Linked DNA regions of Homo sapiens: region 1 is linked to region 2. The links are chromatin loops, found by intact Hi-C in ENCODE. Cell type or tissue: HepG2. All regions are shown on one strand. Each heading gives the region's core, and the rest is flanking DNA. Links, peaks and the distances in the headings are about the cores only.

The links. Hi-C counts contacts between places; a loop is a spot of excess contacts. Peaks named below come from ENCODE experiments on the same cell type or tissue, not always from the same donor. Only the 100,000 strongest peaks of a DNase experiment are listed, where the experiment ranks them.
Region 1: it touches region 2 in a loop (13-fold over the local background); 1 of 110 quality-filtered maps calls a loop at or near these places.

Annotation. Positions count from the first base shown.
Region 1 is chr12:75,897,076-75,903,528 of GRCh38, forward strand. No RefSeq gene overlaps it. Among named protein-coding and RNA genes, the nearest start is that of PHLDA1-AS1, 130 kb to the right of the region's middle. In HepG2, for the core only: no CTCF peak of the experiment used is centred there; a DNase peak (open chromatin) is centred at 4,086; H3K4me3 peaks cover 441 bases.
Region 2 is chr12:75,663,272-75,669,724 of GRCh38, forward strand. LOC105369844 (a long non-coding RNA gene) reads right to left here. Exons shown (of 16, transcript XR_007063375.1): 7 at 449-535. Among named protein-coding and RNA genes, the nearest start is that of KRR1, 150 kb to the left of the region's middle. In HepG2, for the core only: no CTCF peak of the experiment used is centred there; DNase peaks (open chromatin) are centred at 3,220 and 3,780; H3K4me3 peaks cover 653 bases.

The DNA.
Region 1 (6,453 bases), core at 1,044-6,043, 230 kb after region 2:
TGATGGGTTGATAGGTGCAGCAAACCACCACAGCACACATTTACCTATGTGACAAACATGCACATCCTGCACATATATCCTGGAACTTAAAATAAAATCAAATTTAAAAAAACATGGTGAATTAATGAGTAAATGCACAAATTAATAAATTTTATAATAGTTTCCCTATTTTACGAAGTTATTAAGAATAACTTGATTTTAGGTTCCCTGTGAAGACAAACCATGTTGATTATATTTACCACTGTTTCTCCAATGCCTGACAACACTCTGGCATTTGTGGATGTTCAATAAGCAATTTTTAATTAATGAATGCTCAGTAAAAATAGATGTAAAATTACTTCAAAAAGTACTAACTACAAATACCAACAGCAGGCATTAAGAGTCTGTTTCCCCCACATGCCAACACCAATAATCCCTGTAGAGAGATGACTGGCCTGAGATAGGTGTCATCTCTATCGGCTGAAACAATTTACTCCAAAGAACATGAGGCATAATGATTTAGAAGAGGATGAGGCAGAATCTGCTAACTCACAGCTGGCTCTCAGGCTGGAAACAGCCCCATGGTAAAGCTCAATACAGTCCAAGGATATACAGTGGCAGTAGTTACCTTTCTAAGGAACATAATCCAGATGGTATTCATTTCCAGATCCAAGTAACAGAAAATCCTGACTTAGTGGGGCCAGACCACAAAGAACATGTACTATCTCAGATTGCAAGAAGCAGACCAGCTTCAAGTGGGTAAAGTCCGGGGCTCAACATCATTATCAATGAGCCAGGTTATTTTCTTCTTTCAGCTCTGCCATTCCCTGGGATGTGCCCAGCTGGTTACTCTGAGTTTAAAAATGTCTGTCACATGGGCGCCTGTAGTCCCAGCTACTCGGGAGGCTGAGGCAGGAGAATGGCGTGAACCCAGGAGGCTAGAGCTTGCAGTGAGCTGAGATCGCGCCACTGCACTCCAGCCTGGGCAACAGAGCGAGATTCTGTCTCAAAAAAAAAAAAAGTCTGTCACAGACGCAGACATTACTGGATGACGCATGTAGTCGAAGAAGAGGGGGTAAGTTTTTCCTGTAACTCATTTTTATCAGCAAAGAAACCATCTCAGGAGCTTCCCAGGTGAGCTCTCCTCAGATCCCACTGGCTGGAACTATGTCACATTTCCATTCCTAAACCAATCAGCAACAAGCAAATGAAACTATTAAAATTGGCTTAGACGTGTCAGGATTTATCCCTAGACCAGAAGATAGAGGGAATCTTCCATGAGATTTATGGGAGAGGGAGGTGGCAATCAGGAAGAAGAAGCTGTAGGAATCTGGCAATTAGATAAGCAAAATTGTCTGCTACAGAGATAAAATATTTGTGCTTTCAAAAGTGTCATTTAATGAATCTAATTAAGATTTTATGGGTCTAACACACGTACGTGTATGTTCATCACAGTGCTTTTCACAATAGCAAAGACATGGAATCAACCTAGGTGCCCATAAAAGGTAGATTGGATAATGAAAATGTAGTACATATACACCATGGACTACCATGCAGCCATAAAAAAGAATGAAATCGGTCAAGAGCTCTAGACCATCCTGGCCAATATGGTGAAACCCCGTCTCTACTAAAAATACAAAAATTAGCTGGGCGTAGTGGCATGCATCTGTAGTCCCAGCTACTTCAGAGGCTTGAAGAATCGCTTGAACCCGGGAGGCGGAGCTTGCAGTGAGCGGAGATCGCGCCACTGCACTCCAGCCTGGCGACAGAGCAAGACTCCGTCTCAAAAAAAAAAAGAATGAAATCATGTCCTTCACAACAACACGGATGCACCTGGAGGTTATTATCCTAAGCAAACTAATGCAAAAATTGAAAACCTAATATTGCATGTTCTCACTTGAGTGGTAGATAAATCTTGGGTTCACATGGACATAAAGATGGGAACAATAGACACTGGGGACTCCAAAAGGAGCGACAGAGAGAGAGACAAGGGCTGTAAAACTTCCTATTGAGTTCTATGTTCACTATCTGGGTGACGGGATCAATAGAAGCCCAACCTCAGCACCACACCAATATGCCCTCATAACAAACCTGCACATCTACTTCCTGACATCTAAAATGAAAACGGGGGTGAAAATTTCCTTTCTCGACACTTTCATAAGAAAACACCAAGTTAATCAAATTTCCCACCCTCTTGATATAACTAAATGTTCCCTGTGGATTCCAGTCCACTTTAATCTAAAAGGATATTAAAGAGGTAAGCACATTTTCTGCAATCTTACAAAGCCATTTAGCAATAAAAATTTGTGCTGAAGTGGGAAACTCATATAAAAGAGTTCATTTTTGATATGAAAAAGAATAATTTCATTACTTGCATAGAGAATATGATTTTCAAATTCTTGAAATTATAGTATAAAACATAAACCCTAAGGGGCCAAACATTATATTCCTGATAGACAATTACAGCATTAAACTTCCATCCATATGATAACATTTATATCTTTGGTGACAATCCATTTTCTTTTCCAATTAATCTGTATTCCCCTATCACACATATAAAAAAAGATGCTGTTGGTCTAAGACTTCAAAAATTGACATTTCGTCTTCAATAAAAACCCAGAGGAAGGCAGCTAAAAAAGTTCTACAGTATTAAACTTTTCCAGTGGATAAAATGCTCAACAATGGATGTTGCTTCCATTTATAAGTCACACCTACTCCAGTAGCTCTCAAATATTGTTGCCTTTGAGCCACAGTAAATAAATATATATCTCACAACCCTACACATACACATACACGTCAAACCTTCAAGGAAACAACATTGGCCCGTACTACTTTTGAATCATACTTCTGTGTTCTATCCTATACTGTTTCACTTTTTTTACCTGCTCATCCCAACCTAGTAAATTGATTTCAGGATCCAATAACGGGATACAACCCTCTGTTTAAAAAACATCACTTATTCAAGCCTCTGGAAAATCTCACTATTCTTTTTTATAATATAAACAACATGACATGGCATTATTTATGAAATGCAATCACAATACTATTTCATTTAATCCCGTGGGAATCATTATTAACTTCATTTTATAGCTGAGAAAACAGACAGTATAAGTGATTTGTCAGGACCACACAGCCAGTGAGTGCTGGAGGTTAGAACAGCGGGATGTGGCAGACCTCAAAAGTCAGAGTCCTGATTTGAAATAGATGTTTTAAAAGAAAAAAAAATAGATACGATATTTACTGCAGTAAAGTCTTTAGGTTTCTTCAATTGGCAGCTGTAAAAATAAAAGCATAATTCTCACACTGGTCTAATTAAAAACGGCCAAGTACAATTGTTCATGGCTAATTACCTCTGTCAGACCAAATGGAGAGTCATACAATTCATGAGACAGTCCATTAGACCTAATTAAGGGAAATTATTTCGAGACGACTCTGAGGCAATATTAGAGGATGTTTTATGCTAAGATTTCTAAAATGTTTTGTAGCAAATACAGCTTATGAACCAAAGGAGAAACCACAAAACTGCAACTCTGATCTAGAGCGATTCAAACACTCAGTCTGCCCCATCCTCTCTTCTCCCCTAACTCCAGGGAGGGGTTGGCCCTAAAGATTTTCTGTCAGTCATCGAAGTGTCTTTTCTGTATGACATTAAAGTTATTATTTGTACTATTAAATAGTAAGCAGGAAAATTCCTTTGAGCTCCACGTGTAACATTTACTCTTCTAGACAAAGGGCAAAACCACCTAAAGAATTGTCAGCCCGAAGACACAAAGATGAACAATGAACTCTCTGCTTCTCAGTTTAGACAACAGAGGCACTGCAGGCCAAATTCACATCATGACACATGACACACAAACGTTCTCTTCAATCTCCTTTAAAAGAAAATAGAGCAGAGGCTTTCTTGCATCTCCCTTTGACTGGCGGGGAGACATTCAATAACGCCTTGCTCCATCCCTGTACTACCCAGCTTTCGAAGTGTCACAGGTGAGAAAGTTAACCAGTGAAGGACAACCGAGCAGCTGTGGGAAACAGAGAGGAGAGGAAGCAGGGGCCGGGGATAAACAATTGCAGGGTCACTGGAACGTTGTCCTCCATCCACTCTGACAGATGAAAGGCTGACAGGCCCACTATTTGTGGTACAGAGGTCACAATGCCCCATGATTAACTGTGCCGAAAGCGTACTTAAATCCGAGATGTCCTGCACAAATAGGAAAGCATTGTCCTCACTCACCTCAGTGGAGGCTGTCAGATGCCCAAACTATTCTGGCTTCCTTGTCTCAGTAATACTTTTCAAAAACCCATGAAACTCAAAGGGATCTGAATCCACAAGATCATATTTTTCAGAACCAAATACCAGAACTTGAAGTCCATCAAAGGTGTGTTGTTGTTTTATTTTTTATTTGCATGAAAAGTTGTGTATGACTACGTAACCAAGTTGCATTGGTATAGATTCTAAAAATCACTTATATTAAATAGAATAAAATCACATGAGGTAGATGCTGCCCTAGAAAACCCAGGGTATGCAGCCTTCAGGAAATCAAAATAGTAAAAGTATTGCAGATTTGCCTCTGTGAAGTTTGGTAGAGACCATTTCTACTCCCCACAACAGTAGAACATTCAAAACAGGATCATATACATTGAAAAAAAAGGAACCTTCATTTAGACATTTCCCTGACTCCCCCATTAAAACACAGACTCTATGGAGACAAATAAAATGTCGATTTCTCTGATAACTTTCTCACAAGATTTATAGTGCTTTATATATGCTATAGACAATACTAATATGTGTTTATTTGATGCATTGTTTGAGACTGTGGTAGAATCTTTACCAGAGAAAGAACAAATTTTTACAAGTTTGAGTTTATATTTGGGTTACAAATCTAGAAAATTTACTCTGTGGGAAGGGAAATATATTCACCCATCATTCTGTGAGCTGTCCTTGTCAGCATGTCAATATAATCAGCTCCCCTGGCTCATCTAGAAAAGTCAGTAAGTCTGGGATCACAAAGAACAAGAATCCCAAGAGGGACTCAGGTACCCCACTGGAAATTAGAGAGTACATAAAGAAATAATCAATTAGACAGTGAAGCTGTGAAGCAGAAAGGACACTCTATACTCCCAGTCCGTGGCGTCCTGTGAGACCAGTAAAACCACAAGAGCCCGGCCGGGCGCGGTGGCTCACGCCTGTAATCCCAGCACTTTGGGAGGCCGAGGCGGGCGGATCACGAGGTCAGGAGATAGAGACCATCCTGGCTAACAATGTGAAACCCCGTCTCTACTGAAAATACAAAAAATTAGTCGGGCGTGGTGGTGGCCGCCTGTAGTCCCAGCTACTCGGGAGGCTGAGGCAGGAGAATGGCGTGAACCCCGGAGGTGGGGCTTGCAGTGAGCCGAAATCACGCCACTGCACTCCAGCCTGGGCGACAGAGCGAGACTCTGTCTCAAAAAAAAAAAAAAAAACAAAAAAAAAAACCCACACACTCAAGAGCCTAAGATGGAACCTCTCCCTCAGGTAGCCATGCCAAGTAGGCTAACTTAGGGATAGATAACTACCAGAACTCCACTCCTGTGGGTGCCCAGAGCCATGGGAGCTCTATCTACTTCATGAACTCCTTTGGGTAAGCCTGCCCACAGAATGACCTTGCACCAGTAAAGGCAGTTTGGGGAGTACCAACCCTAGAGATGCTAGTACCTAGAAAGGGTATAGTATCCAAGGGAGATCCTGGTTCCTGTGATCTTAGGAACATGCAAGAGTTTTGTGTCCTGGGACTAAGAGGGCTAAGAAATCAGAGTCTCTCATAAACTTTCTAACACTCAGAAGTGTCGATACTATTGACAAACATGCACTACAGTCCAGGTAACGTTACAATCATTGTGTTACTATTAATGCATTTAGTCATCACAACTACTCTCTGAGGACAGTAATCATTATTATGTCCATTTTACAGATGAGGACACCGAAGTTTCTCAAGAGTAAATAAATTACTCAAGTTCACAAAACTATGGTAGAACCAGAGGCCCAACCCAGGAAGTCTGTCCACAGACCTGAGGCTCTTAATCATGACTTTCTACATCTACATGTGCAGTATACATGTGTACATGTGTGTGTCTGTGTGTGTGTGTTACGATGATATTCAATCCACACATTGTCATAGAAACTGAATTGTCCTAAGGCATATACTTTTAGCAGCAGTACCTAACATTCACAAAAAGAATGGTAAGCATGATAAAAAAGAAAAAATAACAGGTCAAAGAATTGCCAAACCTACAGTGCAGATTAAAGAAATTCCCCTACAGATTCAGTGGGTCTCCAGAGGATTTGGTCTATCCAATAAACAAAATGCTTTCCCCCAGAGGAGTCATTCACATTAATAACCGTGAGCATGGAGTAGAATTTTACTTGGCTGGACTTTGTCTATTGAATACTTCACTTAATGCTGTGGATCAGACCAAGGAACAAAAATGAATTTCAGC
Region 2 (6,453 bases), core at 490-5,489:
AGGGCATTGTGGCATCAAGACCCACAAAGTGGACATTTCTGGCCATTATTTCTCTTCTGCTCCAGCAAAAGCCTGTCAACCTCTCTGAACCTCATTTTCTGGATCCTTTCCCAAAAAGAAGGAAGTTGCATGCTTTCTATTTCTAAGAATCTATGCTTCATCTTGATTATTTTCTTTCATAAATCTGAGCTTGGCCAGAAATTAGAAGCCACCTGAACTTTGTAAATAAGGAATTTCCAAGAACACTAACAAGGGAATAACTGTAGGAGAATTTTGGTCCCCAAATCAGGGATGGTCCTTTTTCCACATAAGTTTCAAAAAGTAATAAATAATTCCTATTATAATTAAATGGGTGAAAAGTTTAGAACTCTAAGAGACAAGCATCCAAAAGTAGGGTTTTCCTAGAAAGTCTCTTTATATTTTATGTAAGATGACATTAAGTCATCACCTGCATTGCTTTCTTGGCTTTTGATGATAAAGGAGCTCTCCTCTGTTGTTGTTAAACTTCCAGGCAAGTTTTCGGGCTATCTTCATCCTAGAAGGGCCAATAGACAGAAGATTGCCATTTTCAAGCATTGAACACACAATTGGATCCTTCCTTGACGTCAACTTACCTCCCATTTTATATCTCGGATGATTTCCAGTGGTGACAAAAACATGTATATTTCCTTTCCCACTTAGGGAACTATGAGGTGTGCTTTGACTAGCCAATAGAGATATTACAAAATAGCAAACCCATAAAACTTCTAGAGACTTCACGAATCCTGTAAGAACAGCCTCATTCTCTTCGAATCCTTGGTTATAATTCACATAGATTATCTTGTGGGAATAGAACAAAGTAAGCCTTGCTGTGCCATGCTCTTCTTGTGAAGAGTTCTCTGACTCCTATATTTCAGATGAAGGAATCATTGTAACATGACAATGGTCAGGGAGTGCCCTGCTCCCATGCCCAGAATTGACCTACCATCCTCAAACCAATAAGCTCAAGCCCAGATGATTACCACCTACATGGAAGGTAACTTTTTTTTCAGAAAATAGAAATTTGTTAATATTTTTATAATTGAGATGAAATTCACATAACAAAAATCAACCATTATAAACTGAACAATTCAGACCGATTTATTACATTCACGTGTTGTATAATCATGACCTCTATATAGTTGCAAAACATCTTCGTTACCTCGAAATACAACCCTGGACCCATTGTGCAGTTCCTCCATTCTCCCCTCTCTCCAGTCCCTGGCAAATGTTTGTTTTCAGTCTCTATAGATGTACCTATTCTGGATATTTTATATAAATAAAATCATGTAACATGTGACCTTTTCATTCTAGAAAGATAGCCTTTTAATCATTCCCAAGTTTACTTTAGGAAGGTGTCACGTTTGTGTAAGGAAATACATAATCATATGAATTAACTTATCTAAACAAGAATTTATTGAGACCTAGCATTTGCAAAACATCTAGTGTTTTAGGAGCACAAAAAAGACCTATTAATTATCCTTGTACTCAAAGAAGCTACAGTTTAGAAAGTGGGTAGCAGAGAAAAAAGATCGAGAGCCAAATCCAAGAGGCCACTATTTTTTAGCAATCAAAAGAAGCCTGGCTTATAAGGGAAGCTTGGAGCTTTGAGGTCCTCCATAACTCACATCAATACTAGTTAGGATTCGTGGTTGCAAGTTCCAGAAATATAACTGAATTAGTTTAAAACAAAAAGGGGAAATACCAGGTGTGGTGGCTTATGCCTGTATTCCCAGCACTTTGGGAGGCTGAGGCGGGTGGATCACCTGAGGTCGGGAGTTTGAGATCAGCTTGACCAACATGCACAAAGCCTGTCTCTGTTAAAAATACAAAATTAGCCAGGCATGGTGACACATGCCTGTAATCTCAGCTACTTGCGAGGCTGAGGCAGGAGAATCGCTTGAACCCAGGAGTCAGAGGTTGCAGTGAGCCAAGATCATGTCATTGCACTCCAGCCTGGGCAACAAGAGCAAAACTCCATCTCAAAAAAAAAAAAAAATGTGGGAAGGAATATATTATGGAAAAGCAGGGGTGGCTCACAATGCGTGGTAGTAGAAACGGAGCCCAAACTCAAAGGAGAAGCTTAGGAATTTCCCTTTCTCATCTTGATTGCTATCTTAGTCCATTCAGGCTGCTATGACAAAATACCACAGACTGGGTGGCTTATAAACAACAGTAATTTATTTCTCACAGTTCTGGAGGTTAAGAATCCCAGGTCAAGGCATTGCAGATTTGATGTCTGGTGAGCACTCCCTTTTTCATAGATAGCTGTAATTTCACATGGGGTAAGGGACAAGGGGTTTCTCTGGGGTCCCTTTTATAAGGGCACTTATCCCATTAGGGAGGGCTCCACTGTAATGACATAATCATATCCCAGAGGCCCCACCTTCAAATAACATCATCTTGAGGTTACGATTTTAACATATGAATTTTAGGAGGACATAAACATTCAGTCCATTGCAGCTCCTCTATATATTTAAACGTCAATTCATTCTTTGCTCTCTGTTCACGTGGTGGACAAAAGACAGTGATCCCACAGTTTCCAAGTTTATATCTCCTTTCTTCAAAAGAGGCACTATTACATGAGGCTAAGAACAGGCTCCAGAGTCAGACAGAGGTGAGTTTAAATCCTAATTCTACCATCTACAGGCTGTGTGACACTGGGAAAGTCATTTAACCTCTTGGGCCTCAGTTTCCTCTTCAATAATAATACTGATTTCATAAGGTTCTTAAAAATTTAGTTGGAAAACACATATAAAGATCAATGTTCACCACATAAATCTTCAACAAATATTAATTATTTAATATTATGATTAAAGAGGCCATCCCTAAATGAGTGAGTCTTGATAACAAATCCAGATTTCAAAAAAGAGACTCTGATTGATCCAACTTGGGCCAAGTGCTTCCCTCTCCTCTATCAGTAACAGCCAGAGGGTAGAGTCACAGCTGAGAAAGATGGCTAGCACAGACATTCCTGTGGTAGAGACTCAGGAGCCTGTCTGCAACTGAACCCAGGAGAGAAGATACCAGAATCAGAGAGAAGAGGTGCGGAGTGAAAGTCAGGCCCCTAACCTGCTGAGGGGACAGCTGCCCGTGGATCCCAGGCCACAGAAGAAAAAACTTATTTGCGGCTTTTGGGCCTTAGCTAAAGAGACTCTCTCAGTTGATCTTTGGAACTTGTGCTACTGATTTTTAATTTAGTCAATATTGACTAGTTAACCTCCTGGACTTTGAAATCATTGTTTACTCTCTTTTCTATCACTTTAGCTTGTTTGGATTATTCTTTTATTCTCTCTGACCTTTAGTTTCAGATTTTCCTTTATCTTAGTTGTTCTTACCTCATGGTTTGCTTGCTGCCTTCTGCTTTTTTTTTTTTTTTTTTTTTTTTTTTTGGTGGCAGGGAGGGGTTGGGTTCATTTATGTAACCTAGTTTCTTGTATCATTTTATCTTTATTTAACTGTTCTTTTTTATTGTTTTATTGCTACTTTTAAACCTTTTTATTATCTACAATTTTTAGTTTTCTGAAATTCTACCAGTGAAAAGTGAAGAGGAAGGAGTTCAGCTGACAGGATGACCCCTTTGACCCCAAAAGACGGATCGGGGCTCATTTCCATTTCAACCATCCTGTAGGGGCCCCCAGACCCTGATGCTGATCTACAGAAATCTCACAGAAACTCTGCATAATTTAGTTTAGAAAGGTGTTTACAGATCCCCTCGGTTAAGGATTACACATCAGGCTGCTTCTCACCATACTTTGTTTCTGCTTTTCTAGGATAAAGTGCCTCCCTTCAGCAGATTGAGTAGGCGGTGAGTCCTATTCTGGAGAAAAAAGGTTTGTAGCTCTGCCAAAGAATCAGTGAAACAGGATGCAGCATTCCAGATGAAAGAGGCCTTCTCATCACTGTGGAGCTGCAGAGCTCAGCCCTAGGACCTTCTCTTCTCTGTCTTCATTCAGTTATTGATTTCTTAGGTACTATCCACATACTGATGACTCCCAAATCTATATTTTCAGAACACAACCTCTCTCCTGAACTCTATAGTGCTAACCTCCCACTTGACATCTCAATTTCAATGTTCAATAGGCATCTCAAACTTAGCATATCCAAAACTAAATTACTGATCTTTCCCCCTGCTGAACCAGCTCCTCCCAAAGTCTTTCCCATCTCAGATAATAGTAACATCATCTTTCTCTTACAGCCCATATCCAATCAGTCAACAAATTCTATTGGTTCTACTTCAAACCTTGATCACCTCTAACCTGGAATAGTGCAGTAGCTTACTTACTGGTCTCTCTGCTTATATCCCTGCCTCCTACAGTCTACTTATTATACAACAGCTGCAGTGATCCTTTAGAAATATTTATCAGACTGTATTATTCTGCTGAGAACTTTCAATGGTTCCTCATCAGCTGGTTTCCTCGTTCCTCCAACACAATCACGCTCCCTCTATAAAGCCTTTGTATTTGTTCTTCTCTCTTTCTGGAACGCTCTTCTATCAGATATTCACATAGCTTAATCTCTCACTTCTTCAGGTTCATGCTCAAATACCAGTTCATCATCCTGTACAAAATATTAATAGTACCCACTTCATCATTTTATCCCCTTCCTCACTTTATTTTTCTTTATAGTACTTATCACTATCTGCCATACTTGCTTATTATCAGTCTCCCCTAACTAAAATATTAGGTTGGTGCAAAGTAATTGCAGTTTTTCCCACTACTTTCCATGGCAAGAACCACAGTTACCTCTGCACCAACCTAATACAAGCTCCAATAGAAGAAAAGTTACTTTTTTCAATTTTTTTCTTGCTGTATCTCTAATGTCTGTGTCTGTAATGGCATTAGAAAATACTCAATAATTGTTTGAATACACTAAATAATTAAATAAGTGATTTTAATCCTGGTATTATAGTTCAAGCAGCATTTTTTTTTTTTTTTTTTGAGATGGAGTTTCACTCTTGTTGCCCAGGCTGGAGTGCAATGGCACAATCTTGGCTCAATGCAACCTCCGCCTCTTGGGTTCAAGTGATTCTCCCCACTCAGCCTCCTAAGTAGCTGGGACTACAGGCATGCGCCACCATACCTGGCTAATTTTTGTATTTTTAGTAGAGACGGGATTTCGCCATGTTGGTCAGGCTGGTCTTGAACTCCTGACCTCAGGTGATCCACCCACCTTGGCCTCCCAAAGGGCGGAGATTACAAGTGTGAGCCACCATGCCCGGACCTCAAGCAGCATTTTCAAACAGTTTATATAAAAAGAGGGTGCTAAGATGCGGGGAAAAGAAAATTTAAAAAGAAGGTGACAACTGCATCAATCCTTGAATGAACTACCATTGTATGCAGGCACTGTGCCAGATGTCTCTTGTGGGTTATTTCTTTTAATCTTAAATGTTATAAGATAATTGACAATATTGGTTCAGATCTAGTAGATTCTTTGAAACTTATCACTCATTATCTATTATCTTTTCACTCAAGCTGTAGTATTATTCATTGTCAAGAGACATAGACTTTAGAAAATAAACTTGCTGACCAGGAGGGGTGGCTCATGCCTGTAATCCCAACACTTTAGGAGGCTAAGGTGGGTGGATCATTTGAGGTCAGGAGTGTGAGACCAGCCTGGCCAACAAGGTGAAACCCCGTCTCTACTGAAAATACAAAAAAATTAGCCGGGCGTGGTGGCGCATGCTATAATCCCAGCTACTCAGGAGGCTGAGGCACGAGAATTCCTTAAACCCAGGAGGTGGAGGTTGCAGTGAGCCGAGATCCTGCCACTACACTCCAGCCTTGGTGACAGAGTGAGACTCTGTCTCAAAAAAAAAAAAAAAAAGAAAGAAAGAAAGAAAGAAATGTGCTAATCTTAATGTTGTATGCTTTTCCTCCTGCTATAAGGAAAGCAATTATGGCAGGTAAAGGCAAGCTGACCATATTTATCCTAAAGAATTCAAAATAAAATCTAATTCATGAAAAAGGGTACAAAGTATTATGGATAATACAATCAAAGGAGAAATTAACCTCAACATGTACAATCAAGGAAGATCTTACTAGAAGCTAGCACTTGATCTAAGCCTCAAATAATTGACATGCTTTGTAAACTCAGAAGTTTGATACAAGGCAAGTTACAGTGTAAGGAAAGACAAAGAACTCTTAAAAAGCATGGTATGCAAGAAACCTTGTAAGGCAGTCCCCACTGATCTCCACCTCCTCACATTTACGTAGTTGTGTAATATTCTCCACTTGAATATGAGTAGGACCTATGACTTACTCCTAGCCAACAGAATATGGCAAAGGTAGGTGGGATGTCGCTTCCATAATTAGGTTACATGATTGTGACTTCTGTCTTTTTATTTACTTATTTATTTTGAGACAGAGTCTTGCTCTGTCGCCTAGGCTGGTTGCAGTGGCTCAATCTAGGCTCACTGCAACCTCTGCCTCCTGG